Regions from separate parts of the Homo sapiens genome. Here region 2 is linked to region 1. Evidence: chromatin loops called from intact Hi-C (ENCODE). Cell type or tissue: Caco-2. All regions are shown on one strand. Links, peaks and the distances in the headings refer to the core of each region. The heading gives the core; the rest is flanking DNA.

The links. A loop is a pair of places that touch in the nucleus more often than their neighbours do. Peaks named below come from ENCODE experiments on the same cell type or tissue, not always from the same donor. Only the 100,000 strongest peaks of a DNase experiment are listed, where the experiment ranks them.
Region 2: a loop joins it to region 1, with 5 times the contacts of the local background. A loop is called at or near these places in 4 of 110 quality-filtered maps.

Annotation. Positions count from the first base shown.
Region 1 is chr18:59,261,447-59,277,463 of GRCh38, forward strand. It overlaps RAX (retina and anterior neural fold homeobox), which reads right to left and starts at 12,008. Exons shown (of 3, transcript NM_013435.3): 1 at 11,472-12,008; 2 at 10,915-11,168; 3 at 5,592-8,055. The coding sequence starts at 11,760. The coding sequence ends at 7,558. RefSeq lists an enhancer at 7,333-7,843 and silencers at 7,628-7,838, 7,804-7,963. In Caco-2, for the core only: no CTCF peak of the experiment used is centred there; a DNase peak (open chromatin) is centred at 7,805; H3K4me3 peaks cover 771 bases.
Region 2 is chr18:59,077,616-59,093,632 of GRCh38, forward strand. No RefSeq gene overlaps it. Among named protein-coding and RNA genes, the nearest start is that of SEC11C, 54 kb to the right of the region's middle. RefSeq lists an enhancer at 13,489-13,990. In Caco-2, for the core only: a CTCF peak has its summit at 6,728 (motif pointing right); a DNase peak (open chromatin) is centred at 6,746.

The sequences.
Region 1 (16,017 bases), core at 4,776-12,775:
AGCCCACAGAAATAATGCCACATATCTACAACTATCTGATCTTTGACAAACCTGACAAAAACAAGAAATGGGGAAAGGATTCCCTATTTAATAAATGGTGCTGGGAAAACTGGCTAGTCATATGTAGAAAGCTGAAATTGGATCCCTTCCTTACACCTTATACAAAAATTAATTCAAGATGGATTAAAGATTTAAACGTTAGACCTAAAACCATAAAAACCCTAGAAGAAAACCTAGGAAATACCATTCAGGACATAGGTGTGGGCAAGGACTTCATGTGTAAAACAACAAAAGCAATGGCAACAAAAGCCAAAATTGACAAATGGGATCTAATTAAACTAAAGAGCTTCTGCACAGCAAAAGAAACTACCATCAGAGTGAACAGGCAACCTACAGAATGGGAGAAAATTTTTGCAATCTACTCATCTGACAAAGGGCTAATATCCAGAATCTACAATGAACTCAAACAAATTTACAAGAAAAAAACAACCCCATCAACAAGTGGGCGAAGGATGTGAACAGACACTTCTCAAAAGAAGACATTTATGCCACCAAAAGACACATGAAAAAATGCTCATCATCACTGGCCATCAGAGAAATGCAAATCAAAACCACAATGAGATACCATCTTACACCAGTTGCAATGGCGATCATTAAAAAGTCAGGGAACAACAGGTGCTGGAGAGGATGTGGAGAAATAGGAACACTTTGACACTGTTGGTGGGACTGTAAACTAGTTCAACCATTGTGGAAGTCAGTGTGGCGATTCCTCAGGGATCTAGAACTAGAAATACTATTTGACCCAGCCATCCCATTACTGGGTATATACCCAAATGATTATAAATCATGCTGCTATAAAGACACCTGCACATGTATGTTTATTGCGGCACTATTCACAATAGCAAAGACTTGGAACCAACCCAAATGTCCAACAATGGTAGACTGGATTAAGAAAATGTGGCACATATACACCATGGAATACTATGCAGCCATGAAAAATGATGAGTTCATGTCCTTTGTAGGGACATGGATGAAGCTGGAAACCATCATTCTCAGCAAACTATCGCAAGGCCAAAAAACCAATCACTGCATGTTCTCACTCATAGGTGGGAATTGAACAATGAGAACACTTGGACACAGGAAGGGGAACATCACACACTGGGGCCTGTTTTGGGGTGGGAGGAGGGGGGAAAGATAGCATTAGGAGATATACCTAATGTTAAATGACGAGTTGATGGGTGCAGCACACCAACATGGCACATGTATACATTTGTAACTTACCTGCACGTTGTGCACATGTACCCTAGAACTTAAAGTATAATAAAAAAAGAGAGAATTATTCTCATCGTATCCATTAGATGCACATAAATGCTGAAAGAGGAACAAGGATTTTATGGAGCTTTTAGGAGCCTACAGAGCAAAAAATAAGATTTTATGTGAATGCATTTGTTTTGGGATAGCTTCTGGGATGTTCAGGTGGAGGAAACCAGTAGGCATTTGGAAATTTATGTACAGTTGGGTCCTTATTTCCCCTCCTTAGGCCATGCTCCTTGAGTGTTAGGACTTTATCATTACATGCCCACCATGGTGTGTGTGTGTGTGTGTGTGTGTGTGTGTGTGTGTGTGTGTGTGTGTGTGTGTTTTACGACAGAGTCTTGCTCTGTCTCCCAGGCTGGAGTGCAGTGGCACGATCTCGGCTCACTGCAACCTCCATTTCCCTGGTTCAAGAGATTCTTCTGCCTCAGCCTCCCGAGTAGCTGGGATTACGGTGCCCGCCACCATGCCCGGCTAGGCCCACCATGTTTTGTAACGGTCTGCAGATTAGATAAAGACAGCAGGAAATGAAGATGGTACAGGAAAGAACACAACTAGAACCTCATTTTAAAAAAATATCTCTAGAGAGACTGCAGAATCCAGCCACTGTTAGGATTGGAAAAAACATTTTGCAGACAACTTTGGACAGGAAGATATTCTTGTATACAATTCATTCAGAATCCACTAACATAAACACACACACTTATACTAAGCACAGAGCAGAGGAAAGCTGCTTCTCAAATGAGCTGTCACATTTTAGGTGTCTGTGGTGAAGTAATGAGGGAGCAGAGATCTTAGAGACCTAGTGCTCCAGTGAAGTTTGTTGACAGTACTCTGTTTAAGGTCCCAGGAACAAGCAATGTCACAGTCACGACTGGGCCACAGATCTCCTGACTCCCAGGCAAAGGAGCTGCCACTGCACCTGCCATTAAAAAGCCGACGGCTCAGGGTGCTGGGGAACCCTGCAGTTTCCGTGTCCGCCAGGGCTGGGGGAGGTGTGGTCAAGGATCTAGATGATTTAATCCAGTTTACCAAAGGGGTTTTATAGTGAGCAATTAAGGCGTGGTAAAGGCATTAATCACTAATGAGTCATTAACTCTGCCCACTATTGTACAGTTAACAAGCGGAGGCCAGATTATTAGAGCTGGTCCCCAATAAAAGGGACGACAAGGTCACAGAGAGCACCATCCGCCTCCACAAGGGTCGGGTGCGTCCGTCTGGCGCTGCGGGGTCTCGCCTTTACCAGGAGGGCAAGAAGGCACCAAGGGGGAGTGCGGAGCTCTGGCTACCTGAGCGAAGAGGAAGTGCAGCTGTTAATTACTTTAATTGTATTTTGTAATAAATTAATTTTTAATTTTATCTTCCCTGACAGTCTTTCCCTGCCCACCTCCTGGAGGCTTGGATTCCATTCATGTAATAAGATTCTGCTGGTGAAAAGGAGCTCTTGGAATGTAGGCTGGAGAAGCGGACTGGGCAAGGCTGGGAGTGGGGCTGGGAGCCTGGGGTGAGGGGCGGAGCTGGATGGGATGGATGATGGGGACAGCATCTCATCAAATGCTGAAGCCGCCAAGGCTCTCGGGTCCGCACCCAGGGTGCCCTCACCGTACGCCGACCGTGTGGGGAACACGCTCTCTGGAAGCTGAGTTGGGGGTCCTGGTCTCTCTTGCCGCCCCCTGCCCCCAGCTTCCTGCGCGTGGGCTCCAGCGGTCTCCGCAAAGACTTTCAGCTAGCCTGTGAATTTGGACTAGAGAGGGAGCAATTGGCATTCCCTCTACCGTCACCAGATTCTAGATTAACTGGGGCGGGGTGGGGAACAGGCAGGGATTGTCTCCACTAGTTTGACAATTCCCATTCCCCAAACACTGAATATGTATTTAGGGTAAATAAATTTAGCAGGGTGGTCCCAGTTTAGTTGGTGACCTCTGGTCAAAGCCCGCCCCTCTTGGGGGTTCTCTTCCAGTCCCTCCACCCCATCCCACCCTGACCAGCCCGGATCACCCTCCTGAGCAGCGCAGGTGGGGGCTCGGACCGGCAGGGGACAGAACCGTGTTCGGAACTAGGAAATCCACTAGGGATACACAGCCTGGACCGGTCCAGGGCCGCAGTGCCTAACCCCAGGACACCGAGCGAGGGCGCCTCCGCGGTCCTACGGGAACCTCAGGACACTGAGCGAGGGCGCCTCCGCCATCCTACAGCTGTTCTCTTAACGTCGAGCCTCTGGAGCCCAGCAATCCAGAGAGGCCGAGCCCTCAGTCCCCTGCGTCCGTGCAGGAAAGAAATTGGGCTGCGAGCATCGCCAACAGAAGCCGGGAGCCGTGGCGCGCATTATGGACACGCCGCCCTCGCGCGCAGAGACTGCTCCAGAAAGGGAAAAACGCAAAACTTAAAACGCGGTGGCTCACGCCTGTAATCCCAACACTTTGGGAGTTCGAGGCGGGAGGGTCGCTGAAGGTCAGAAGTTGGAGGCCAGCCTGGCACACATAGTGAGACCCTCGTCTCTACAAAAAAAGTAAAAACAAAAAACATTAGCCGGGCTTGGTGGCGCACGCCTGTGGTCCCAGCTACTCGAGAGGCTGAAGCAGAAGCATCGTTTGAGGCTGAGAGGTCAAGGCTGCAGTGAGCTATGATTGCGCCACTGCACTCCAGCCTCAGCGCCAGAGCGACACCCTGTCTCTAACAAAACAAAACAAAAACTGCCGTGGGGCTGGCTGATGGTGGCCACGGGGTCGCGGGGGAGGTCCGCTCCCGGCAGGCTCCAGCTCTCTGGGTCAGCGGAGGTACCCCGAGGCTCAAAGAGCGGTCAGCTCCCCACCTCCCCAAAAGTGCCTGACTCCGCCCTTCTCTCGGCGCGGTCCAATTCGCGGCGTCCTTCCCCTCCCCGCCTTCGCTATCTGAGAGCCCCGCCCAGGCCCCGCCCAACCTGGTTCGCAAGAGCAGAAGAGGATCCCGGTCTACAGACCCGCTTGCTTTCCTCCTAGGGCGGGTCAGAGCAGACGTCGTCGGGGTTTGGGAAGGAAGCATCTCCAGACCTCTTGAATTGACTGAAGCCAATAGAGGCTTGCCCTAGGTCTGTGCTTGGAGCAGCACGGTGCCTTTTCTTCTGGAACCTCGTAAGACCCATGTGGTTCTTGTTTTCCTTCTGTGGGCACTGGTAGCATCACCTGAGCCAAATTTGCAGCCTCATTAGAGAAGATTCAAGAACCATTGCATGTGATTCTTGGGAAAGTGATGCAGGCTTCCCTCGGGGTCCCTGAAAGCCTCATGCCCGTCCTAGACCGAGCCAACAGTCTAGTTTTGGAAGCTTGTGACTCAACTTCGGCCGGCGCCTCTCTGCAAAGCGTTTTCTCTAGCCATGGGCTTGAGCAGAGGGGCCCCAAGTGTTTCAGGGCCATCGGGGTTTTAATGCTCTTTATCACAAGCTGCTCACCTCCAGCCAGAGTTAAGTACTGGATTCCCGTCCCATCTGCACCCCTACTCCTAGAGCTGGCAGTGAATCTCCCACCCTCAGAGCTGCCCTGCGGGGCTTGGGGACGGGGGAACCCTGGGGCAGATGATGTGTGAAGATCTCTCCAGGAGGCTCAGGAAAGCACAGCTAGTGCCCAACGCTCAGGATCTCAGTTCCCAATATGGCCTAATGAGCTGTCGTAGAATTGATATAAGGAGCACTTATCAGCAATGTTTTCCCAACACGCACTATGATGGACACTTTTGGTTATTTCAGCCCCAGCACTTAGAAACAATGTAAACTGGGACAACCTCTCCATGCCTCAGTCTCCTCATTTATAAAATGGGGCTAATTGTATCTTCCTGGTAGGATTGTGGTGAGGCTTAACTGAGCCACTAGATGGAAACCTCTCAGAAGAGTGCTGGCACATAGTAAGCCTTCAATAATTATTAGCTATTTATATTTTCGTGATCATTTTCCAAGGGCTTGTCTCTGAAATGATGCCTGGAGAGATGGTTTAGAAGAAAATCTATTCTCATCTGAAACTAAACAGTAGAAGAGGAAGGGGAAGTAGCAGAAAAACTCATAAGGAAAGAATTGAAAAACAGCACAGAGGAGAAGAAATGGATAATCTTGGCAATGATCTAAGGGAAGTGAAGAAGATGCTGACGGTGGCATGCTCAAGGTCACAGGTGCCCAAGACTGCGGTAAGAAGGAGGACAGGGCACGTGTGGTACTCACTTGGAGCCCATGAAGTTGGAAGTTCTGTAAATAAATCATCCCTAGGGAATGAAAGAATGAAACAAATGATAGGCCAAACACACATTCATTCTGGTTTTGTTTTGTTTTGTTTTCTTGCTAAAAGGTGATAACACACGGGCTGCTCCATCCTCCTCCCCCAAGGAGACATCCTTGTGAGGAAAAGTGCAGATATTACTCCCTACCTCTTGGGGGGGAATAATTTATTCAGTACATTTTTACTGATCAGCCTACTGTGTGCAAGGCACCATCTGGAGGTCTAGGGGTACACAGCCCTGGTTATGCAATAGCCTCTTAGACCCGCAGAGAAAGGACTGGAAACTATGATGAGGCTTCCCATATTCCCAGCTCCAGCGTGGTCATCCTTTTCCCAAGTCGGTTTCAGGAACCGGAGAACAGCCAGGGAATTTCGGGGAAATGGGGACGATGATTACAATCCATATTGCGTCATGCCAGGGTCTTGGTACTTTCCACAAAGCCTTTACAGGTGATCTTATTCCATCTTTCCCACCTTCCAGAGAGACAGAGTTTATTTAGACGAGGAAAGGGGACTGGGAGCTTCACTAATTTGCTCAGGACCGACAGACAGTAGCCAGTTGATGCTAATTAAGGCTCTGGGGGCATCATCCTGAAAGCACGCTTAGGGACGGGGGTTGTGGGGTGGACGCCCCCCCCCCCCCCGTGCCAGGACCTGTTGGCGGGCATCCAGGTTCTGCTGGCGGTCGCCCAGCTTCCAGTGTCAACGGTGGATATCGAGCACGCTCAGGCGGGAGTCCGGGACTCTCCTTCTTCAGAGAGTCTCAGGAGATTGTGAAGCGGGCTGAGATTTCGAGATTCCTTCCTCGCCCTAGAGCCGGCGCCAAAGAACTGCAGATACTGTCCAGGGCACGCCCGCAAGAACTAGCTCTCGGGGCGGTGGCGTAGGGCGCTCCAGGACACTCTCCGAGCGCGGCACCTCACCAGACGCGCCTTTTACCGAACTCTGGGTTGGCGAGTGTGGAGCGAGTTGGGGAGGTTAGAGAGTCTCGCGGCTCCGAAAAGGAAAAGCATCTCTTTGCCTCAGTTCTTGTACCGCTGGTGATCAACCTTGGGTGTTAGGGACTGGCACCGAACCGGAGATCTGCTTGGTGAACTGAGAGGAGTCCTTAGGAGAGCGGGGACGCCAGGGGCCGGGGGACACTTCGCTCTCGCCCTAGGGAAGGTGGTCTTGACGCTTTCTATTGAAGTCAAACTTGAAAATATCAGCTGCCGCTGGACTATGGGGCTAGCGGGGGAACTGGGAGCGCGCTAGCATCTGAGCCTTAGCCCCATCCACTCCGGACCCCAAGCGCGCACGCCGGCTCCAGGGAAGGGCGCCTCTGGTCTAGGCCGCCGAAGCGTTCGGAATGGGGACGATTCTCTGCTGCAGCGAAGTGTCCCTAGAATTTTCACAAGGAAACCCTGAGCTTCTTCTCAGTCCTCCTCTTTCCCTGACCCACCCTGTCCGTCAACGCACCCTCCTCCCGTACCCCAATATTCACTCCTCTCCCCAAGTCCTGAGCGTGCTTAAACAGAGTCGAAACAAAACAAGCATGTCTTTAATTCTCCTCTCAAATAGTTTGAAACTACTTATACAAAAGTTTCTCAAACTCTATTTTTCCGCCTCCCCTGCTTCCCTGTTATGGTTATCTGGGGGTCTCCAAGCCTCCTGGGAATGGCCAAGTTTAGGAGCTTCAGCCTGTTTGGGCCTGGAGGCTCCAGCGCCTGCGGTGATGGGAGCGGCGTGGCCAGCGGGGCCCGGCAGCCTGTTGCCCTCCAGCTGCAGGGCTGAGGTCCGCGAAGTGCGTTGAGGCGGCCAGAGGGCCTCTCCTCAGGCCTGAAAGTCGCCCTTCTCCCCGTGCATCGGGAGCAGGCGCGTGGCCCTGAACTATGCTTGGCGGGTGGCTGCAGGCGACAGGGAAAGAGGGGCCGAGCTGGGGAGGGGGGTTGTCCCTGGGAGAGAGGATGCGGGTACGGTGCGGTCGGCCCGGGGTCGGATCCCAAGACGTTCCCCAGTGCCCCTAGAGGGCCTGCCACGGCTTCCCGATGGCCTGGATGTGCTCCTTGGCTTTCAGACGCAGCGCCGCGATGCTGCTGTTGCGCGGGTCCGCCTCGTCCAGCGGGAACTTGTCCCCGAAGCCGGGCCCGCACGGGTAGGAGGGCGGCGGCGGCGCGAGAGGTTGCAGGCCGGGGCCCAACGGCGGGGAGTTCAGGAAGGGCGGAGGCGGCGGCGGTGGCGTGTAGCTGGCAGGCAGGCTCTGCGCCGGCGGCCCGAAGCCCGGCAGGCTCTGCAGCGCCGTGGCGCCCCCGCCCGGCAGCGGCGGCCCGAGCCAGGACTCCAGCGGCAGCGCGCCCCCAGCCGGCCCGCCACCGCTGCCCGGGCCCGCCCCGAGGGGCGACAGCGTCGCGGAGGGCGGGGAGCGGCTGAAGGAGAGGAGGGGCGAGTCCTGCAGCTTCATGGAGGACACTTCCAGCTTCTCCTGCCGCCGCCACTTAGCCCGTCGGTTCTGGAACCACACCTGCAGGAGAGAGCACAGGGGCCGTCGGGCAGCAGCGGAGGCTGCGGCCGCGTCCCCAACCCTGAGCCGGTTCAGCTCGGCGGGCTCCACTCCGTCCCCCTCAAATAAAACTAGGGGCGCAACTGTTATGCATGTGCCGAGAGAGGCCCGGATCTTCCTTCCTTCCACCCACTCCTACTCCTCCCACCCCGCGTTCTCTTTTCTTTTCCATCCCCTTTCTCTCTCTCTCTCTCTCTCTTTTTTTTTTTTTTTTGGCCTCTTCTCTCCATTATCGCCTCTTCTGAGTCTCTTTGTCCCATCCTAGTCCTCCGTGGCGTCCCACCCTTTTCTCTGTTTATCCATAGCTGTGGTTGTATCTGTTTCCAACTCCTAGTGCGTAGCAGAAGCTCAGAAAAAAAAAGTGAATTTAACTCCGCAATCGAATCGTAGAACTTTGAAACGAGATCTCACCAATTTTCTGTGACCTTCTGGTTGGCAGCCCCTCCTAACAGTTTAGACTTGCTTGTTCTCTGTATGGTACAGATCTAAGTTGCTGTATTTTGGTCTCAGACTTTCTCTGCTTTACCTACCCTTTGTCTCTAAATACAGGTATAAATAAATATTGTTAAGTAGAGTAATTGGCAAGAATGGGCGTTAAAATTCAGCTCTTTTCACGGATTACTGGTTATGATAACTAGATAGGAGCAAGTGGGGTTTATTTTGCCCCAACCATATTTGAATTGCTGCTTTAATATTTTTATTTTTATTTAATTAATGTCTGCTTACTATTTCTGCTGTTTGTTATTACTTTCAAGGAGTACAATCATTCCAGTCTATTATATCTACTTTTACATTACAAAGTTAATTTTGACATTACCCTAAGACCTTAGCTCAATGACAAGGTTTTTTGCTTCTTCTTCTTTATCTGTACGAAGTCCTTGCCAAGAGTAACGTCGGGTTCTTCCAATGAAACTTCATTACTGATTTGATAAAAGTGCTGGAATATGTGTAATTACATTTTTACTACCAGTTCCACCTTCACAGGCAAGACAGAGAATCCGTTTAGTAGAGAACACAAAAGAATTTCAGCCAAACTGGTGGCTTTAGTGCTATATTTATGAAGGGAAATGGGGAGATTGTTGCAACCTCAGAAGGGAGAAAGTAGTTTTCAGTCAATAAGGGCAGGGGACCCCCGAGGAGAGCTGAAAGAACAGCAATCCAGCACCCAAGCACCGCAGGGCAAGTGTGTGAGAGGCTGCAATTAGGGAGAAAAAGAGAAACAACAAAAGTGTAAGTACCCTGTACCATCCTAGAAAAGATTCATCTGCATATCTAAGGCCTCAAGTCTCCCTTAAATATTAGATACTTGCCAACAGTAGAGAAAAGAAACACTGATTTGGGTGAGGGCTCCTGTCCCACCACCTTCTCGGCTTCCCTGTCTGTCCCACTCAATTCCCTACCACATCAGCTGTAGCCTTCAGATCTAGTGTCCCAGGTTATAGACTGAAGGATTGAGGTCGGTTATTGCAATGCTCTACTGCTGCCCTCGGTGTGGGAGATCCTGCCTAGTATCTCTACCATCTGATTACATCATAGTCATGTGTTAAGAATGGCCATATGCTGGGTGCTGTGCTGGCCCTGTGGTCACAAAGAAGTCACAGACACTGTTCTCAAGAATCTCACAACTTAGAGGAGAAGCCAAAACTCCTGAACAAGTAATGAGGGAGGATGCAGGTGGGCTCAAGTGCCCAGGGAGCTGAGTCTGCTTTGCTTGGATTCTGTAGGGTACTGGAAGGCTTTGCCTCTACTCTTTCTCTTGTATTCATTCCCTCTCCCATCCTTCTTTTTTTGAAAGCAGGTGATAAAATTTCCACCCCTTCAGTGAAATCACTGCAGCTTTACTGCCCCAAATTAGGAGACATTGAACTGTCCTTGCTGGTTAATCCCAAGTCACATTAGGGAATTATATTTTTTAAGCCATGACTTTTACTCATTACTTTCAACTCTTAAACTAAGCAGAAAAGAAAAAGCAGCAGCTTGTCCTCTTTTACTTTTAAGACATGGATAAAAGCTCCGAACACTTGAGTGTTCTCATTTCCTGGAAATCTAATTTATTAGACACACACAAAAATCCCATCTTAGTTCCACTGCCTTTCAGATGCAGTGAAATTTGTTCCCAATGTCTCTCTTTCAGCCCTCTGTAAACTCTCCCAATTTGGAAATCCTCCCAGATTTTTCACAGATGACTAGCAAATATTTAAGGCTTTCAAATATTTTAATGATCAGGGATTAAAGATAATTCAGCTTTAATTAAAGCGAAAACCCCTTTACAATAAAAAGAAAAGGCCTTTGCAGCGAGAAGTTTGGTTGGATGTGCACCAGAAAAGGAAAAGTCAGTTTCTTAAATAAATCCACCCGAAGTTTCAACTGCGAGGTGCCAGGCCCTTCGCAAGGAAACAGGGTTTTCGTTTCCAACTCGGTATTCGCAGCTAGTGACGAGGGTGGCATTTGGGGCCCCAATCCTGTCACCCTCGATCACTACCTGCATTCCATTTCCACTCAGCAACCCCCAACCCCTTCCTGGCTATGTCTAATGAGCTGTCGGCCTCTTCATCTTGCAAGTCATTCCCATCTTCTATTTTGAGTTTAGAAGAGGGAAACCCCCAAAGGGGAGCTCGTACTACAAACTGGAACAGACTGCTTGAAGGGCGATGCACAGGGAACATCGAAGATCTGTGCCTCTCCCTTGAGACTCTGGGCATGCCAAGTCGAGGAAGGACAGTAATAAATGCATGGACACCCGTGAATTCCGAGAAGCATTGGCTGCAATTTGGGCCTCGGGCCCTCCCAGATCCCAGTTCCTCAACCTGGGCGCTTTACCTGGACCCGGACCTCTGGTAGGTTGACCTTGCCGGCCAGCTCCTCGCGGCTGTACACGTCCGGGTAGTGGGACTTCTCGAACGCGCGCTCCAGCTCATGCAGCTGGTACGTGGTGAAAGTCGTGCGGTTCCGCCGATGCTTTTTCTTGGGCTGTTCCTCCTCTGACAGTTTCGCTTCGCCGGTGGCTGGCCCGACGGGCAGCCCTGGGCTCGGCCGTGCCTCCCCGGGCTCCTTGGGGCAGTAGGGTCGAGGGGCTGGGGCGACGAGGCCCGGGAGGGTCAGATGCACTCCCCAAAACACCCTTGGGCCGACCCCGCCTCGCTGTGGGCACTGGCCAGCCCGCCTGCGGGCTCCGAGATGGCCCGGGGAGGTCCGTGGTGAGGGCGGCGATGGGTCCTAAGCTTTCTCTGAATGCAAATTGGAAGCTCCCGCCATAGACGGTCCCCAACCCCGCGCCCAGTTGCCTTAATAAAAGTTAAGGAAGGGGCGCTCTCGTCTGGCCAACTCCTAAGCTCGGGCGCCCGAACGGCCTCGCACAGCCAGGGGTGCGCACTCACCTTCGTACTCGGGGGCGGGCGCCGGGGCTGGCGGCGGGGAGGGCTCGGAGCCTTCCTCGGGCGCCTTGGGGCAGGCGGGCCGCGCGCCCAGCCTCCTATCCCGCTCCTTCGCGCCCCGGGCGCCCCGCTCCGCCGGGAAGGTGCCGAGGATCCCGTCGTCCTTGGTAAACCCCAGGATGGCCTCGATGCTGTGAAGTCGCGAGGTGCTCCCGCCCGGGCTGCGGAGCAGGTGGCCGGCAAGCGAGAAGCTCCCGTCGGCCATGGCTGGCGCGCAGCCCGGCAGGTGCATGGGGAGCGCCGGGAGGCGGGAGGGCGCTTTGGAGACGGAGAGGAGAGGCTCGAAGCCGGGTCTTCCCGAGTGCGGCGGTGCAACCCGACGGGTCCCGACCCTAGGTCAAGCTCCGCGGGCGAAGCCCGCCCGGGCTGCGCACGCTGGGGGTGGCCGAGCGCTCAGCCCGCTGCCGCCTTAGTCCCAGAAGTCGGAAGTTCGGGCTCGGGGTAGCTGGGGCTCTCGGCGCTAAAGGCGGGGAGCCAACTGGCCCTCGGCTCCTCCCCTCTCGCCCTGGACCCAGCCCCTTCTCTCGGCCCCTCCCTCCACAGAGGGGCGTGTCCTCACCCGGCCCAGCCACAGGGTCCTCTAGTGGCCACCCCTGGGCCGGCACTAGGAATATTCCCCTTCCACCTCTTGATCCGTTTTAAGCTTTACAAACACACTCCGGGGATCCGCGGCGGGATGCCTGATGGGCTCGGGAACCTGGTCGCGGCGCACCCCTAGTCCTGCCTCAGTGGGGCCGACGCCCTTGGGCTCATCTCTCCCCTTGCGTTTGTCTCCCTCTACTTCGGGCTTACCCTCTCACTTCAGACTACCCCCTGGGGGTCACCTCCCTCCTTGGACGCACCCCTCCCCAGCTTCAGACTCGCCCCTCTAGCCCCCTCTGGCTCACCTCCGCGGGGCCGCCACCCTGGCCTGTGCCCCCTGGAAGCGCCGAGACCCAGCCGAAGGCTTCCCAGCCCCGCACTCGTCGCAGTTTGAATTTCCCCTCGCTGGCTCCCTTTTCGGGACCCACTCCTTTCTTGGCTGGGTTGTACGAAGTCCCGGACCTCGCGTTTAGTTTGTCCGTCTATATCTGTTGTAACTCCTCCCAGTCCCCTCGGACTTGAGCGCCGGCAGCCTCCCTCCTTCCCCGCAGCGCCCACCCCAGGGCCATTTATGTCCGCAAGTCCGGTGACCTCTAGCGCCCGATCGCCCAGCAGGAGACTGGGAGCCCCGAGTCGGATGTGCTGCCGGGCTCAGGTCCCGCAGGAGACCCACCTGGAGTTCCTCGCTCCCGCCCCTTGTCCTGCGGGGAGGGCGGGCTCCTTTACTGATGAGCAGCGGTGTCGCACTCCCGCCTCCCTCCAACACTCCGGGCCAAGGAGATGGCCCAGAGCTGGCTGGGGAAGGACCTTCTCCCGGGGAAGAGGCCTCTCGCCTCCCCGAGGGTTCAGGAGTAATTGGCTTGCAGTTCTTTCTCCTTTGGACCCCCTCGAGGCTTCCGTGGCCCACAGTGACTGATCGGCCACTTGGAAAGATGATTGGATAGGGTGAGTGTGTTTCACCTCCAGCAGCGCGGATGGACAATGGCGCTGTGAACGTCTCACCCCTCAAATCTGAGGCGAGACCCGAGGCGAGCGCTTGGCCTTCCCTGAACTGGTGGCCTGAACCGTGAATTAAAATGCTTTCCTATAAAAGCTCAAGGACCTAGAGGACAATATCCCTAAAATCTCCTTTTCAGTAGGCGCTCTGATCTCCACAGCAGGGGTGTCTTCTTTATCCCGCTTGCGTTCAGACAAGCGTTTGCTGCGTCCCTTTAGAGGGCAAGGCAACCGTCGAGGGCCACGTCGTGGGCATCAAACAAATTGGGAAAGGCCAGGGCCGTTGGCCTGGTGGAGTTTAACGTCCAGTCTGGAAGACAAGACAAAGGAAGAGGGAAAACACACATCCTCAGATCCCCAACCTTTAAATTGGTGTTAGAAGGATGTTTGCGGAGGACAAGTCAATTTCTTAAGGATCATTCAATGGTTAATTCCCCATGATGGGCATATCTACTTTTAATAAAACTATATAATGGCAAACTAAAATAAGGGCAAGCATGTGACTGCAGGAGATAGAAATTGAACTAATTCAAGTCAGAAATTATCTTTTAAGAAAAAAGCTAAAATTAATGAAAGTTAATAGCACTTTACAGTGTTCACATATTACTTTATTTACTTATTATTTATTTGTCTGTTTATTTTAGAGACAGGGTCCCTCTCTGTTGCCCAGGCTGGAGTGCAGTGGCATGATGGTGGCTCACTGCAGCCTGGAACTCCTGGGCTCAAGCAATTCTCTCGACATGTCACTTTGTAGGTTTCAGAATCTTCTCACATTCTTCATGTCATCTGATCTTCACAACCTTGTGAGGTGAGCAGGACAGACATATTGGTCCCCATTTTACAGAAGAGGAAACTGAGGCTCAAAGTGATACAGCTATTAAGTGGAAGGGTCAGGACTAGAACTCAGGCCACTGACTCCTTGTCCAGTGTTTTCTGCCTGCAGCTCATTTGTAATTATTATTGTAGTGTGTGATCTTTTTGAAAAGAATCAAAGCCCATCTTAGCCTGCAGTCTGTCTTTAATCCTTCCCTGAGACTGGATTCTGCATCTAAGAGGCGGAGGTAGAAGCAGTTTAGCTCCCAGAAGAAATAAAGTCAGAGCCTATAGAGAGTGGGCTTTGGGTACCGGCATCCAGGGCAAATTAACAAACCCTCTGGAAAGTCCCCTGACAGACCAGGTTTTGCCTCCTCCTCCGCCCCTCCTCCACCTTTCCAGGGCCCACAAATGGCCTGGTGGCACCCGAAAAGGTCTGACTGCCAGTGACATAGACCAGGTGGCTGACGTGCTGAGGTGGTGGTGATCAGAGGGCAGCTGTGGGGATAATTAATTGGTATTTGTTGTTCCCCCTCTGACCGAGAATGCTTTTTATGCAAACTTCCCCAATATTAAATTGATCTCGATAATCACCGCTAAACAAAGATTGGCAGCGTTTCCTTAAGCTCCTGCCCACACGCTGCTAAGGGGTTTATGGCCTTGTTTTCCAAAGTTAATTCCTCTGGAACTGCCCAGCTCCTCCTAATAAGTCCAGGTGAGGTTAGCTTTTATTTACTGTTTGTTTCAGAGTCTGGGGAAAAAAGCAGAAAAGACTTCAACAGCCACTGGCGAGGGCAGGGGTGGTGGTGATGGGGGTGGGGGAGACAGGGCAGAGGAGGACAAGGGGGAGTTGGGGCTTCCTTTGTGCAGGACATAAAGAGCTAGTCAGTACCATTGTGGGCACGGTGGAGGGTACTCCAAGCAATCAGCCGGGGGTCATTGTTAGGGGCTAATCTACGTGTGTATTTCCCAAGAACTCGATTAGGGAAGATGAATGGACTGGGCCATGTCCCTAATTCTTCTAGCATGAAGCTGCATTTTTCCAGCAGTTAGGCTAGCTCATAATCAGCCCTGCTTCAGCAACAGTAAGGAGCCTGGCTTCTGAACCCCACCTCTGATTAATTCATTAATTCATTAGATGGATCAAAGAAAACCCCTCCTTCCATCCCCCACCTGCGGCCAACCTTAGACACAGCTAAAGCCCCATTAAACTTCGGATGGTTGGGAGACACACATTTCCAAACGTGAGGAAGTTGTAGTATAAAGCGACTCCTTGATCGTGGCTGTATGGAGAAGGTCCAATTTCTGGAAGTATTCTGGATGAACAGTCTCACCTACAACACGGGGGAGACATGCATATCCCTGTGCACTGGACGGAGAAGGAGAGGGAGAGCGGTGAATTAAGGACATTCAGCCACAGTCTCTAGTCATTTCACCTCTCAGCGATGTTTTACATTAGGGTGAAAATGTCTGTGGAAAGGCCTATGATATATCAATTCGTAAAGTGTATCAAATAAACTTGATTGTCTGCATGTAGATTTTCCCCATAGCAGATGTATTTTAATCCTGGAATAACTCCCCCTGTGTCACGCCATATTCGAGGACCTCCTCCTCCCACTAGCTGATACACGTGCAAGAAAGGCAACTTACTTTTAGTTTTAGCCAGAGCAAAACACAACTCATATAATCACTAAACACGCACACACACCATACACACACACTGAAGTTCAACAAATTCAGTTGTCAAGAGTTAAGAATACATACAAGAGCTACTATTTATTGAATGCTAAGTACATGTCAGTGGGTATATGCCATAAGCTTTTGAGTATTATTTTACATGAATTGCCCAATTTAGTTCTTACGATAATCCTATGATGTAGATGCTGCTATTATTATTATTATTAGAGACAGAGTCTGGCTCTGTTGCCCAGGCTGGAGTGCAGTAACATGATCACAGCTCACTGCAGCCTCAACCTCTTGGGCTCAAGTATCCTCCCACCTCAGCTTCCTGCAAAGCTGGGACTACAGGTGCAGGCCATCACATCCAGCTAATTTTTGTATTTTTTTGTAGAGATGGGTTTTCGCCATGTTGCCCAGG
Region 2 (16,017 bases), core at 2,830-10,829, 190 kb before region 1:
CCGAGGCCTCCTCCAAATGTGCTGCTTTTTCCCCATTGTCACACAGCCTCCCTGTATCTCCCCGGGAGGCCCCCTTGTTCCCTCCAGTTGTGCAAACATGTTCAGGATCTTCATGGATCTGGACCAGAGACAATAGAGGACACTTACAGAGACTGGCACTCTGTGGTTTTCAGATCCACGCTGGGAATGGGATGGACTTGTGAACAGTGAGCTGGTGATATCTTCCTCTGGTATCAGATGAGGCTCACAGCCTCATAAAAGCTTCTGAGACATGTAGAGACCCTTTCTTGGGAAACATCTTATTTTACAGAAGATGAACCTGAGACCAATGGGCTTCAAACAAATCAGCAAATCTGGTCATGTTGGACACAACAAATCAGTGTCCAGAACCCAACAGAACCCAAGTCCCATGAGATATTTTCTTTAACTCTAAACAAATCCCCTACTACAATCTCTGGGCTAGAAGGGCAGTCATTCTCCTTGATATCCTTTTATAAAACCCCTGCGAGAAACAGGGGAAGTCTGTTAAGGTTTTAGATACTCTACACTTCAGTGCTTACTGGATTGGGAGTTTGGAGAAGCACTGTCTAGCTGTTAATTACATTTTAAAAGTTCAAACTACTGCGTTCCATTGTGGTCTGACATATAGACACTTTGTTGCTGAAGCTAAGCATTCCCAACCGCAGAAATTTGACTTTTCAGTTGCTACTTGGTATGAATAAAGTAAGCAGGTTGTGATGACTATGGTGATGAGGGTAAAGGGTTTGAGGGGGTGGAGGCTTAGGTGAACATCAGCAGGAATCTGCTGAGGGGAGGTGGCATGGTGGGAATGGAGGGATCAGGGAAGATGGGAATGCCATTGTCTGTGTTTGCCTGAAAGGCTGCAGAAAACCACAGGACAGGCTGAAACTGGAGGGAGCAGGAGGACGCTTTCTCCACGCTGGAAATGGATCTGCAGTGGGGAGCTTCTCTGGCCCCAGACTGTGCCTTCCCAGCTGGCAGTCTGGGAGTTGCTTCCCTTTTAGGATTTTTCAATCTCAACCTCTCCTCAGCGAGGAGTGGACCAATAAACCCATGATCTTCAGCTTTCTGTTCTCCAGCTGTCAGCCTTCTTCATCATGATGACTTCTGGCAGGGCAAAGAAGGAAGACCCAACCCACTCCATTCTTGGAAGGGAAGATTTCTTACATGAATGCCGAGGCTACACTGAACTGGCATATGGTTCTTCTGTAGAGTTTTATGAGGTTTAAGGCTACATCTTGCAGATATGGGGGCTACGGCCACTAAAAAGAGATTGTTCCTGGGGCCAGACACTAGGAAAAAGGAAGTCCTTAGCCCAGGAAACTGAACTAAGAGGGCAGGCTGTGGATAGTTGAGAGAGACAGAGAATAAAAAAGAGAACTACTTTCTTTTTGTTCAAGATCAGATTGTCACAAAATTTAGTGAAGACAAAGATTACTTGGGGATGTTGATAAAAATACATTTCCTGACTCCTACATACTAACAAAAACAAGTAAGCGATTCTGATGCCTACACTTCAAGAAACACTGATATTGACATTAAGGGCCTGGATGTCCCAAAATATGCTCCTAGAGGTAGAGGATACGAAAACAGCACCATTGTGTGGAGCAGGATGTGGAGAAGGGAGCGATGACGATGAGGATGCTGCTAAGGTCAGATACTTCCATGGAAGGTGCCTGCTCCAGGGCAAAAAAAGCAGCAAAAGGTTGCTGCCTGCCTTGCTTCTGTCTCTTTATCCAGCCACCCTGTGCTTGCTCAGCAGGATTATCAGCAAGGTGGCATGCTGGCTGCATGGGGAGAGGCTGGCTCATAGCCAAAGAATCATGCTCATCCTGCTCACCTGAGAATTAAGAGCCTTATGTGCGGTGCTCTTCCATGATAGTAACGAGGGACACAATTATTGCCACACTTGGGGCTTATTCTGAGAAGGTCTTCCATACAACTTGCCCCAGGCCTTGTCAAGAATTCCTCCAGTCTCACTTCTTCCAAGCTGTTAGTCATCTAGCTAAATGGTTAGCTGCTGCCTGGGAATTAGTGAAGATCTATATATTTGGCCATCTCTTCTTCCAGGAATTCAAAGTTCTACCCATTACAAGGATTTCTCTGTCCTGCCAGAGCTACCCCTGAATGGGGCTATAATATTGTATCAACTTTCAGATGATTGCGTGGCACCTTCTGTAAACCAGGCTGAATGTTTTCTTAGTCAACTGATCCCAGGAAACCAGCCGTGAGGTCATGGCAGATGGCATTGTAGCAGCAGGAGGTGGTGCACTGAGATTGTACAGCCTCTGCTCCAGTGATGTACCGTCACTTTCAGGACCTGCCCCCATATTCCATATCCACTTATGATGGAGACCTCTGCAGGCATCCAACCTTATGACTCACTGGATTAGATAAAAATTCATTATGGATAGCTTAAGTCACATGACCACTAATGTCCCATAGCCAGGTATTCTGTTTTTACAAGGGCCCAATGGCAAGTTAGAAACTTTTTTTTTTTTTTTTTTTTAGACGGATTCTTGCTCTGTTGCCCAGGCTGGAGTGCAGTGATGTGATCTCGGCTCACTGCAACCTCTGCCTTCCGGGTTCAGGCAATTCTCCCTGCCTCAGCCTCCTGAGTAGCTGGGACTATAGGCGCCCACCACCATGCCCAGCTAATTTTTTTTTTATTTCTAGTAGAGATGGGGTTTCACCATATTGGCCAGGCTGGTCTAGAACTCCTGACCTCAGGTGATCCACCCACCTTGGCCTCCTAAAGTGCTGGGATTACAGGCATGAGCCACTGTACCTGGCCACAAGTTAGAAACTTTTACTTAGAAGAATATTAATAGCCAAAGAGGGCTTGGCTTTGATTCATGACCCCAGAGACCTTTAAGGGTTTGTCATAGATTTCATAGAGCTACTTGAGGTGCCACAGATACTTGGAGTACTATTTATAGGGGCCAGATAGCAAAGGTAGACCAGCTGGAGAGTCTTCTCTTGCCCATCACTTTCAGGAATAATTCTCAAAGCCACATCTCAGTACCATGAGAGCTACTTCCCAGGAAGCCACGTGTCACTTGGAGAGTCATTGCCGCAGCTGCTGAAGCAGAGCCATGCTTCCTCCATCATGTTTTGGCAACTAGTATCATCAGAAATCTACCATGATCGGGATATCATAATATAATCATACACTGCCATGACCAGGAAGCTGCCACAGAAAAACCAGACATGTCCAAGATGTTTTCCAGCAGAAGCAGCAGAGGTTTTGTGTGTATCTCACTTCTACCTTCCAAATCCCATGTGAATGCCTGCTTGGCAGAATCTAAGTCTCAGTCACTGCCTGTGTTAGTTTGCTGTGACTGTCATGTTAAAATATCACCAACAGAGTGGCTTAAACAACAGAAATGTATTTTCTCACAGTTCTGGAGGCTGGAAGTCCAAGATCCCGGTGATGGCAGGCTTGGTTTCTCCCGAGGCTTGTAGACAGCCACCTTCCTGCTGTGCCCCCAAATAGCCTTCTCTCTGTGCGCTTGCTTCACTGGTGTCTCTTCCTCTTCTTACCAGGACACCAGTCCTATTGCATTAGGGGCCCACCCTTATGGCCTTGTTTAATCTTAGTTGCCTCTCTGAAGGCCCTATCTCTAAAAAAGGTCACATTGGGGGTTAGAGTCCCTTCCTTCCTCCCTCCCTCCCTCCCTCTTTCTTTCTTTCTTTCTTTCTTTCTTTCTTTCTTTCTTTCTTTCTTTCTTTCTTTCCTTCTTTCTCTCTCTCTCTCTCTCTTTCTTTCTTTCTTGAGATGGAGTCTTGCTCTGTCACCCAGACTGGGGTGCAATGGTGTGATCTCAGCTCACTGCAACCTCTGCCTCCCGGGTTCAATCAATTCTCCTGCCTCAGCCTCCTAAGAAGCTGGGATTACAGGCACCCACCACCACACCCAACTAGTTTTTGCATTTTTAGTAGAGACGGGGTTTCACCATGTTGTTCAGGCTGATCTGGAACTCCTGACCTCGTGATTACCCACCTCGGCCTCCCAAAGTGCTGGGATTACAGGTGTGAGCCACCGTGCCTGGCTGGGGTTAGAGTTTCTACGTGCTTTTCTGGAACACAATTTAGAGTATCTGATAACAGTGCCCTAGCTGCAAATGGGTTTTTAAAAAATGTAACATTTAGCTTTCTGGTTTCTACAGTACAGCAGTGAGAAGCCGGGGGGATCTGTTTCAGGCCAGTCCCTTTATGGAACCCACAGCTGCTGCAAGGACCAGCCTATTAGAATCTTCGGACACAGACTCTGCAGTGGCACCAGGGAAACAAGCTTGCCTAGCATCACACAGCAGCATATGTTCAGCTGGGGCCACCGCCCCTTTTGGCTCAGCACAGGTGCAACGCAAAGGAGCTTTGCTTTTCCTGGGCTCAGGGAAAGTTGAAGGCAACCTGAGAATAGGTGCTTCCTGGGGAACGGTGTTGAACCTAACCCCCTTCCTCCACTCTTTAAAATCAGGTAACTAGTGAACTGGCACCCACCCCGAATCTCTCCTCATGTTACATCGGGGCCCAGGATACGTGTGCAAACTGAGCTTCGGAGTCACCCCACAATCCCATGGTTCCTCTACGTCAGCGATTCTGAAACTATTTGGACTCGAGATTTCTTTATATCTTCAACATTATCTGGGACCCGAAGAGCCTTTGTTTATTATGTGGAATATATCTATTGATATTTACTATACTAGAAATTAGAAATGGAAAAAATGGGATAATATTTATAAATTCCTTTAAATATAATAAATTATACATTTCATGCTAACATATTTTTATGGAAAATACCAGTTATTAATTTTGAGACAGAGTCTTGCTCTGTTGCCCAGGCTGGAGTGCAGTGGTGCAATCTTGGCTCACTACAACCTCCATCTCCTGGGTTCAAGCGATTCTCATGTCTCAGCCTCCCGAGTAGCTGGGATTACAGGCACATGCCACCATGCCCAGCTAATTTTTATATATATATATTTTTTGAGACAGAGTCTCCCTCTATTGCCCAGGCTGGAGTGCAGTGGAGCAATCTCGGCTCACTGCAACCTCCACCTCCTGGGTTCAAGCAATTCTCCTGCTTCAGCCTCCCAAGTAGCTGGGATTACAGTCACGTGCCACCACACCTGGCTAGTTTTTGTATTTTTAGTAGAGACGGGGCTTCGCCATATTGGTCAGGCTGGTCTCAAACTCCTGACCTTGTGATCTGCCCACCTTGGCCTCCTAAAGTGCTGGGATTACAGGTGTGAGCCACCACACCCGGCTAATTTTTATATTTTTAGTGGAGACAGGGTTTTGCCATGTTGGCCAGGTTGGTCTTGAACTCCTGATCTCAGGTGATCAGCCCGCCTCAGCCTCCCAAAAGTGCTGGGATTACAGGTATGACCCACTGCGCCTGGCCTCTTTTTTATTTTTTTTTTAAGCTCAGGGTAGGGCATATATTTTCAAAACAAAAAATGCTAGCGAGAAGACTGTCATTGTGCTACAGTTTCAGAAATCTCTTTAATAGCTGGCTAAATAGAAGACATAGCTGATCTTACATCCGCCACTGCTGTCAGTCTGTTGCAGTATCACATATCATGTAGCTTCTGGAAAACTCCAGCATACACTCACTCATAAAGGAATGAGAAGGGAAAAAAGCAAGCATCTTGGTTTTATTCTGAAAATAGTGTAGACCTTATGGATTCCCTGGAAGTCTTTCAGGAACTCCTGGAGGGTACCCAGATCACACTTTGAGAATCGCCGCTCTAAGCCAATATGCAGATTAATGGAATGAATAACCGTGGTGTATTTCCCACCTAAAAGACAGGCTCTGTGCTGAAGACCGACACTGACAGCTTTCGGCCAGGAACTTATCTTTCCCAGCAACAAAGAACAGGGTAAGATACACATGAAAGTTTTAGGGGATCATGAAAAGAAGGAAAAAAAATTCAGAGACAAGACAATTGGAATACCCTTGACTGAGACTCAAAAAGAAAAATGAAACTTTTAGTACATCATATTGAAAATCCCATGGATTCAAAAAGAAGGCAGCATGTATGTAAGCCAAAGTGACGGCATAAGGAGTTCTTTGTTAGAAAACAGGGAAAGAGAAGCAAGAGAGCAGGCAGGCAGAAGGGCAGCCAGGACCATCAGCTCGGGTGCGTGAAATGAGCACGGGGAAAGAAAGGGGTTTCTTTTCTGTTTTGTTTTAAGTAGAATCGTAATTGGGATGGGAAGGGACTTTAGAGATAATCTATTCAAGGACATCATTTTGTAGTGAGGCAACTGTGTTGTCTCCTGCCCGAGTTCACCCACCTGCTCTTCCTACCAGACCACGTGGGCAGTGCACTGGAACAAAATCTCTCTATCAGATTATCTCTCCTCTGTTTGTCTCCCTCTCCACCTCTGTGTTCATATGCATAACACACACACACACACACACACACACACACACACACACACACACACACACACACGTTTTCTTTCCAAATTTCCTCTTAACAAAGTCTAAAGAATAATCACTGTTTCTTGCCTCTATGATTTTTTTTGACCTCCTCTGAACCCCACACATTGACGAAGTGCCAGCCATAGCAATAGTTTCAGACCCGTGGAGTCAGCTGTGCTGTTGCCAACCTCCATCACCTGTCCGCCTTTATCCTGGGCTCTGTTCCTGTGGATTTGAACAAATAGATGAGCGGCATCGGAAGAAAGCTTTAGCTGCATGTGTTTGGGTGACCACGAGAGGGCAGCACGTAAGAGACCAGTGTCGGCCCCGCTGCCTTCTTGAACACACCGGAAGCCTCCTAGGAAAACTGCAGATTTTGTCAGACTGTGAAGTAGAAGAGTCAAAGAGCCTTCATTGCTTCCTTTTAAATGACCAGCCTACTAAGGAATTTAGAATGCCCAAGTAAGGTTTTCACTTAATCCTTTAAGAAATACATCTAATATTTCTAATCTAATCTATCATTTTCAATGGAAAACAGTATTTTTTTTTTCAGTGATTCTCACTGCTTTCTTTCTGAGGAACTTGAAATGAATCTTATGTTTTATTTATTTTTCAATTTCTAAGGTAAGGACTGCTGGTCAGACTGGACTTCAAAATTCCTGGATCCTTAAGACCCAATGCATCAGACAAATGTCCTGCTGGATCCTCCCACCGTCAGCTAAGGGACAGTGCTAGCTCTCTGGTGAGGGAGATCCGTGTGGAGGTCTCTGGCATTCCTGGGTCAGTGGATGGCTGGGAGAACTGCTCAGCTCCAGGTTCCAGGGCCTCTGATCAAAGCCAACCCTGGGGGCCAGCCAGAGATATCGCAAACCTAAGGACTAACGTGGAATCTACACCTGCCTTGGGAGTAAAGAACAAGCAGGGTGCTTTCCGGGATGGCTTTGGGATGAGATGCCCAAGACTTAGTGCCCCTGGCATTGCTCAGCTCTCAAGCTGACTTCCACAGCACCCCCATGGAAGCTTCATTGGTGCATCTTTGGGTCTTGAATGCAGTGCTACAATATTGACGAGGAAAGTCTCCTTGGAACCACAGGAAGACAAAAGTGCAGAGTGATTTGCTGGCCTTGGCTAGGACAGGGTCCAGGGTGCAGCCAAGGGAGGGTGATCTAAGCCAGCCATTCTCCTAGTGTGGCTCCTGGACTATGCGCAACAGCATCACCTGGGAGCTTGTTAGAAACACTGGTTCTCAGTTCCCATGCAGACGTCTTGCATCAGAAAATCTGGGGCTGGGGCCCAGCAATCAGTGTCTCCAAAGGCCCTGAGATCATTCTATTCAAGTTTGGGAACCAGCAACACAGCATTTAAGTGGAAATGTTTATAGTTGCAAAGCCAGGTGAAGCTTGAAATGCATCATAGAGGAAATGAGGACAAGAATGTAGAAAAAGAGTAAAAACAGAGAGGAAAAAAATTTACAAGCCATCATAGAGTGAAAGAGCTTCCCCTGCTGCCTGGGGGTGTGGGAAATGAGAGTTGCACCTGCTCACAAGTATGACCAGCAATTTAATATCTATCTAGAGCTTTCAACCCTGCCATGTCAAATTTATTTAGCTAAAAACAACTCTTGTGGTGGTGACCTTTTATTCAGCTAATATTACTCCCCTCAATGCCTCCAAAGCACACAGAGAAATTGGAGGGCTGATGAAAATCTTTAAAGTCTACTAAATACTAAAGCCTTCCCAAACACTGTGTACTTTTCAGAGAGAGTTTCTTTTTATTGGAATTTCAGATTATTGAAAGGTTATCTGTCTCCTGTTCCTAGAGGGATTAAAATAAAACAAAAGCAAGAAGAACACATTGTGATGTGTGCTTTCCTCGCTGAACTGGTGGTGCTTATCTGACTGCAGTGATGGGCAGCCAGTGGGAAGATGCCAAAGTCCTTCCAGAGAATTTCCCCAGGAACTTGGGAGGCTGAATCACCAGAATGAGAAAGTTCTCTGGCATTCTGGGGATGCATTTCCTTCCACATTGCTGCATCCCTGTATGCTGGAGTTGCATGTGACTGCCCCATGCCTCAGTTTCCTTTTCTGGAAAATGACAGCTTCAGGCTCTTCATGCTTCTGGCAGCCATGATTCCCCTCTGCCTAGCTCTATTCTTTTTCTCTCATTACCTTCCTGGCTCTTTTCTGTGTTACATCGCCATTCCTTGGGTTTCTTTTCTCTGATCTATATATTTTGTTCTGTTTCATAATTTTACATTAATTTTTATTTAATGCCACAAGCCGCTTACCTGCTTTGAGCTCCACAAAACCTATACTTTGAGGTAGAGTAGAATTGGAAGTTAGAAAACCAGATTCTGAATCTTTAAGCAAATCACTTTAGTTGAACCTCAGTTTTCCTACCTGTAAAGTGCTTGCCATGTGCCAAACAGAATTGTTTCATTTAATACACAAAACTCATAGAAATAGATACTAAACAATCTTTCCAAGTAGATATTGTTAGTATCCCATTTTATAGTTGAGAAAAATGAGGCTCAGAGGGGTTGAGTTCCCCAAGATCACACAGCTCATAAATGGCAGAGCTGAGATTTCAATCAGGCAGTCTGACCCCAGAGGCTGCACCCTGACTACTTATTATTAACAGTGTCTGTCCCTGCCTTGCAGTTTCGTTACAGAAGGAATTGAGACAACATCTGCAAGAACCTTTTGAAAAACGACCACTATGCAAAGGGAAGGAAGCGTGCTATACTTTTCCATTCATAGTGGAAGTAGAGGACCCCCACTTTTCATGATCCCTGTTCAGTCATAGCTTTTGTTCAAGTTGTCTGGTCGAGTTGTTTAAAGACAGTGGGCAAATAAAAGGGAACAAAATGCAGAACAATTTTAAGAGTCGGAAGCACAAAATCATGACAGAAACAAGATGAGCCTGAAGTGGAGGCTGGTAAGGCCCGGGAGATGGAATAGGCCCCCCTTTCTTACTGTAGTCACAGACATCCTCTTCCTAAACCCCAGAATAACAACTCAGCAACTGCTATGATGCTGTTGGCACTGATTGGAATCCAACCCCAGGGCTTTGCCTCAGCAACTGGAGTTTTTTCTTCTACTTATAATTAACTCTTCTTCTCCATTCTCACCTCTGTTCTCACTCTCTAATTCCCTCCTCTGTTTTTTAGAGATAGGGTCTTGCTCTGTTGTCCAGGCTGGAGGGCAGTAGTGCCATCATAGCTCACTACAGTCTCTAACTCCTGGCTGCAAGCTGGGAGGATTGTTACAGGCCTGAGCCACCGTGCCTGGCTCCCCTCCTCGATCTTCTCTCTTTATACCCCCTTGTGAGAGAGACTGCTGTGTGTTCCCCAACATCTGTCTTCTCCTTTCATAATAGCAGACTGTAGCTAGGCACATGGTTGCCCAGCTGAACGCCATTTCCCAGCCTCCCTTGCAGGCATAGCCATGTGACTTCATATTCCCTGACTCAACAGTTAGAGACATGTGTTTACTTATATATAATCTAGTTCACCTGACAGCTGGCTGTGTGATGTGGGCAGAGATGTGCTGGCCACACTTGATCTCAGTATCGCTGAATTCATCTGCTCTCGCTCACTCTGCTCCTCCCAATTCAGGTGTAGTCTGGCTCTGAAAGAATGCAGCTTGCCAGTGTTTCTTTCTCTGGCCATCTAGCTTACTCATATTACTTTGATATCATGCTTTGTTAAAGCACAAAAATGCTCTCCCTGGGCTGGGCTCCATGGCTCACACCTGTAATCCCCACACTTTGGTAGGCCGAGGTGGGTGGATTGCCTGATGTCAGGAGTTCAAGACCAACCTTGCTAACATGACGAAACCCTGTCTCTATGACAGGGTGGCGCCTGCCTGTAGTCCCAGGTACTCAGGAGGCTGAGGTGGGAGAATCACTTGAACCCGGGAGGTGGATGTTGCAGTGAGCTGAGATTGCACCATTGCACTCCAGCCTGGGTAACAGAGGGAGACTCCATCTCAAAAACAAACAAACAAACAAACAAACAAACGTTCTCTCTGCATGTGCAGAGGAACACACTGCCTAATTCTCTGACCCCTAGACTGTCAGGGAGCTGAGCCTGGAATTTGGAGGCGGGCAGAGAGAAATGCGATTTCTTTTCATCCCATAGTAGAAATGACTCTAATCAACAGCTAATCATCACTATCTAATGGGGTCTGCTCTGATCTGCCACAACAAAAAGAGAACTCATTGAGGTTGCAATGAGCTATGATCGTGCCACTGCACTCCAAGCCTGGGTGACAGGGCAAGAGCCCGTCTCTTAAAAAAAGAGAGAAAACCTATACTTGCTGCTGTGAACAAGGAGAGAGAGTTTGATTAAGCAGGATGGACATTTTCCAGATGGGCTGCAAGGGGGTAATGCTTTTTTCAGGTGTAAAAGTGAGTTTATTAATGAGTTAACATGGATTGAGGACTTACCATGTACCTGATGAGGTACTAAACCCTTTAGATGGGTTATTTAACTTAATCCATCCCAAAGTCTCTACTACTATTTCCATACTATAGTTGAAAAAAGTGAGACTCAGAGAGGTTGAGTCACTTGTTCAAGGTCACACAGCTAGTAACTGACAGAGAAGGGTTTGAACCAAGGCCAGCTGATTCCCTGGCCTCTGCCCTTAATCAGCACTCTGATGAAGACTACGTGGCAGTCCTTGGGATGGGAGATTCCAGATCATAGGAACAGAGATGCTCAAGGAAGCTTTGCAATGACCAGAGGCTGTGGCCCTTCAGGCACCTCCTTGCCACTTGCCTTTGTCCTCTTCTGATACCTGCCCTTTGGCTACAGGGTAGGATCCTCCCTCACGTTCTTCATTGGTGGGCTCACTGGGCTCTCCCAGCCTTTCCAGCCTGATCCTCTAATTGGTATCTCATGTAGAGGGCTCTGTGCTGGTGACTAGTGGGTGATGAGAGCTCTGGCACCTGTTTGGCCAGTAGACAAATGCTACAAGTCCTTGTACTCTCCTTTCCCTGCAACCTCTCTAAGGGGTGGAGGCGGGGGGGTTCAGGAAGGGGCAGGAGCTTTCCATGCTGTAGGCCCAGGGACTTCCCCTCAGCTCAGGCCTGGGACCTCTGGCCACAGTTCCTGGGCCAGGGGACTTAGCCCACACATAAGAAAGAACTAGGAACCAGGACTGTGAGACTTGAGATCACATCATGAGTGATGCTATTTTTCAAAAAGGAAGTAAGAGGTCGGGTGTGGTGGCTCATACCTGTAATCCCAGCACTTTGGGAGGCCGAGGCAGGTGGATCACTTGACGTCAGGAGTTCGAGACCAGCCTGTCCATCATGGTGAAACCCTGTCCCTACTAAAAATACAAAAAAATTAGCCGTGCATGGTGGCGTGTGCCCGGAATCCCAGCTACTCAGGAGGCTGAGGCAAGAAAATCGCTTGAACCTGGGAGGTGGAGATTGCAGTGAGCTGAGATCGTGCCACTGCACTCCAGCCTGGGCGACAGAACAGGAGTCCATCTCAGAAGAAACAAAACAAAACAAAACAAAAAAACAAAACACACAAAAAACCAAACAAAAAAACCCAAAAAACAAAAAACAAAAAAACCCAAGGCTCGATTCCTGAATACCTATCTTGTTTTCCCAGTGACAAAATACATTCCTGGAAGGTGAAATATTTTTCTCCTGGAATTATGTGCTCTTTAACCCCTTTCAACACTTAGAATCTACCTAATTCATGAAGTGGCACCAGCTTATTTGACTTGTCCTTTTCTTTCATCTGTATACAGCAATGTCTTGTGTATTAGTTTCTTAGAGTTGCAGTAACAAAGTACTAAAAAGCGGGTGGCTTAAACCATAGAAATGTCATGTCTCACAGTTCTGGAGACCTGAAGTCCAAGATCAAGGTCTTCAAAGTCAGCAGGGGTGGCTTCTGCGGGCTGCGAGAGCAAACCCGTTCCATGCTCTCCCCCAGCGTCCATGGTTTGCATGTTCCACGCTTTCCCCCAGCATCCATGGTTTGCACCCATTCCATGCTCTCCCCCAGCATCCATGGTTTGCACCCGTTCCATGCTCTCCCCCAGCATCCATGGTTTGCACCCGTTCCATGCTCTCCCCCAGCATCCATGGTTTGCACCCGTTCCATGCTCTCCCCCAGCATCCATGGTTTGCACCCGTTCCATGCTCTCCCCCAGCATCCATGGTTTGCACCTGTTCCATGCTCTCCCCCAGCGTCCATGGTTTGCACCCGTTCCATGCTCTCCCCCAGCGTCCATGGTTTGCAGGCAATCTTCGGGGCTCCTCAGCTTGCAGAAGCACTGCCCTGATCTCTGCCTTCATCTTTATGTGGCATGTTCCCACTATCTGTGGCCACATTTTCCCTATTTATAAGGATATTTGTCATGTTTGAATAGAAGCCCACCCTACACCAGTATGACCTCATCTTAACTAATTATACTTGCAATGACCCTATTTCCAAATAAGGTCACAATCCTGAGGTACTGGGGAATAAGGGCTTCAGAATATGAATTTGAGGGGAACACAATTCAATCCATAACACCTTTCAAAACTTTAGGTTTCTTTTTCTTTTTTGAGACAGGGTCTTGCTCTGTCTCCCAGGCTGGTGTGCAGTGGTGTGATTTTGGCTCACTGCAGCCTCAACCTCCTAGGCTCATGCGATCCACCCAGCTCAGCCTCCCAAGTAGCTGGGACCACAGGTGCACGCCACCACATGTGGCTAATTTTGTTTATTTTTTGTAGAGATGAAGTCTTATTACATTGCCCCATCTGGTCTTGAACTCCTGGGTTCAAGCGATCTGCCCATCTTGGCCTGACAAAGTGCTGGGATTACAGGTGTGAGCCACCGTGCCCGGCCTAAAACTTTAGGTTTCTAATAAAGCACTTCTAAGGGCTCTTTGAGACAATATTTTCCACTGTGAATGAGGAGGTATATGAAAGAAACTCTCTTAAAACACAGTGAAACTGCTGTCGACAAGACAGCTGCCTCTCGGCATTAAAATGCAAAATTGGCCAGGGAGAGCACCATTCCCTTTGCTATGTGAGATGACACCGCCATCTTGGGCATGGCAACTGAGTGCACTTCCATCCTTGAAGTCTATTATTTTTGCAATGAGTTTCAAAACAGGCAGAAGAAACAGCTGCTCTGGTGTGAATTTGCTCCCTCCCCGTCACTCTGGCTCCAATTATCTGCTCAGAGACACCAGAAGGAAAACACTTTGCTCTTCCTCCCACATAGACAGAGCTTGTCCTCCTTTCAGATCAACTAAGGGGCAGTTTGCAGCAGGGTTCTGCAGAGGGAGACATTCTTGTTTGGCCTCACAATCTCTCCTAGTCTTATGCAGATTTCTGACAGTCTGTTATTTGTGTGGTCTTTGAAGACATGGTGGCCCTGCAGCTGAATGGCGCTGGGCAGGCCTGTGGCATGGAATAACCAGAGGGCCATGGAGGGGCAACTTTTACAGCCACCCCTCAATGTTGGCCAAATGTGACTCAGCCTGATGCACTGCAAGGTGAGTCTGAGGATCACATGCAAAGGACAAGCTGCCACTCTGTTGTGTTTTTGATTGGAAGGGTCGGTGTGTGACTTGTCTTTTGAGGGTAGTGACATTTCCTTTTCTTTGTCCTGTTCAGCATATCATGGGGACTATGAACTTTCTGTTCTTGCCACTGACATTCCCCTTTCTAAAAATCCAATCAAATAACTATACAGGTCTAAGGAGAGATGATGAGGAGATGATGGGTCTCCGTGAATGGCACAGAGGCCACATTCAGAGTAAAGCTGGGCATTCACTTGGGCATAGGAGGCCACTTCCAATACCACTCATGTCGCCTGACTCAACATCAAGGAATGTAGGGACCAAAGTAAAGAGTGATGTCCCCAACCTGCCTTCATCCCAACCTTTGCCCTGTCTTCATGTCCGGGCAGGTGCAGCCACCCAGCTCCTCTTTTGATTGTCTTCCCGTCCCTGAGACAGAGTTATGGAAAAGATCCTCTGATGGTTTAAATGTATGCCTTAGGGTCAAGGGCTTCTTGTTTTTCGCTTTTCGCTTTCAGGGTCGTTTTTCTTTTCCACAACAGTGCACATGATATTGCATTGGGGCTGTGTCCAGCCTTCTCCCCTGGTTTCTTGACTTGCTCCTCTTGGATCTTTAGAGAAGGCTGGCTGGATTCTTGCTTGTCTGGGATTCCTGCTGTTTTTCAGATTCCTGGTTGCCCTACCTTCCTCTCCAATGTCCATGTTCTTCTGGAGGTTCTGTCTCTCAACTGCCTGCTTGGCTTGCTTCAAACCCTCTCACTTCCTTGGAGTCCTGGTTGCTAATCTGGTTTTCATCATCCCATCCCTCAGAAGAGTCACTCTGGAATGTTTATACTGAGCAGGGATATTGAAGCTAGGGACAGGGACCCGTGCTGATGTCAGCCCTGGGCAGATGGATTGAAGGAGAGCAGAGCATGAGTATGGAAGGGCCTGGATCAGTAGCAGAGTGCCAGTAGTCAATGGTAAAATCTGAGCCAAATAAATGGCAAAATCCCAAGAAAACCCAAGACCAAGATAGCTGCGGCTGGTGTGGATATAAGTAAGAAACCATGTGTATTGAATCTGGCTGAAGTTAGATTCTGAAGGCACAGGGTGGTGTTTGAAGCTTGGCTTCTGGCATGCTGACCTCTTGAGCGATAATTGCCCATAATTCTGGACCATTCCATGAGCTCCTGAAGACTACATCTGCCCTGGCTTTCTCTTCCCAGGGCTCTTTTGGGGCCTGCCTTACCTTGGTCATCACTGAAAAAGGCATTGGATTTATATTACCTGAGGTTGGCCTTATCCATGCAAATAATTTAGCTAGGTTGTGTTAGAACTGGATTGCCTCTTCCTGGAGCATCTTTGGGGTTACGTGGATGCTTTGAGCAGGAAAATCTTTGAATCACAAAAGTTTATTAACATGATTTAGCCAATCAAAGAGGAAAATCCTTAGTTCCCTGGGGCTTCTGCACACAACTTTCGAGGAGCAGGTGTCACCTGAGTGTATCACCCAGCTCTTAGGTGCATCTCTCAAACATCTACCTTTGTGATGTAGTCACAAGAAATGGATAGCAGTATTGAAGGTTTCCTGAAATAATAGAGAAGAAGAAATTAATCAAATTCCCCATTAGAGCATCTCAGTTCCTTCCTCCTAAGTCCCTCTCCTCATCTTTCCTCCTTCTATTTGTATGTAGGGCATCTATGAATTCTCTATTTTGCCCCAAGTAACTCCTCTTTTTGCTTCCTAACTTGCCCCTTGAGAGTTTTAATTTGCCCATACTTGCTTTCAGCTCCAACTAGGAATTGTTAGAAGCAGAGCCCAGCTGACCTCAGCTGGACCCCCTGTCCTGGCTTCTTCAACCCTTGTTCTGTGAGCCACTGCTGCATAACTCAGTGGCCCTCTGAGCTTCTCTCTGCTCCAAGTGGTGTCTGCTGGGACAGGTTCAGGGTGGCATCTTCACCCCATGTCCAGTGCCCCAGCAAGGATGGCTCAAATGGCTGGAGGTGGCTGGAATGGCTCTCTTGAGGTCATGTCTTTGGGACCTCAGT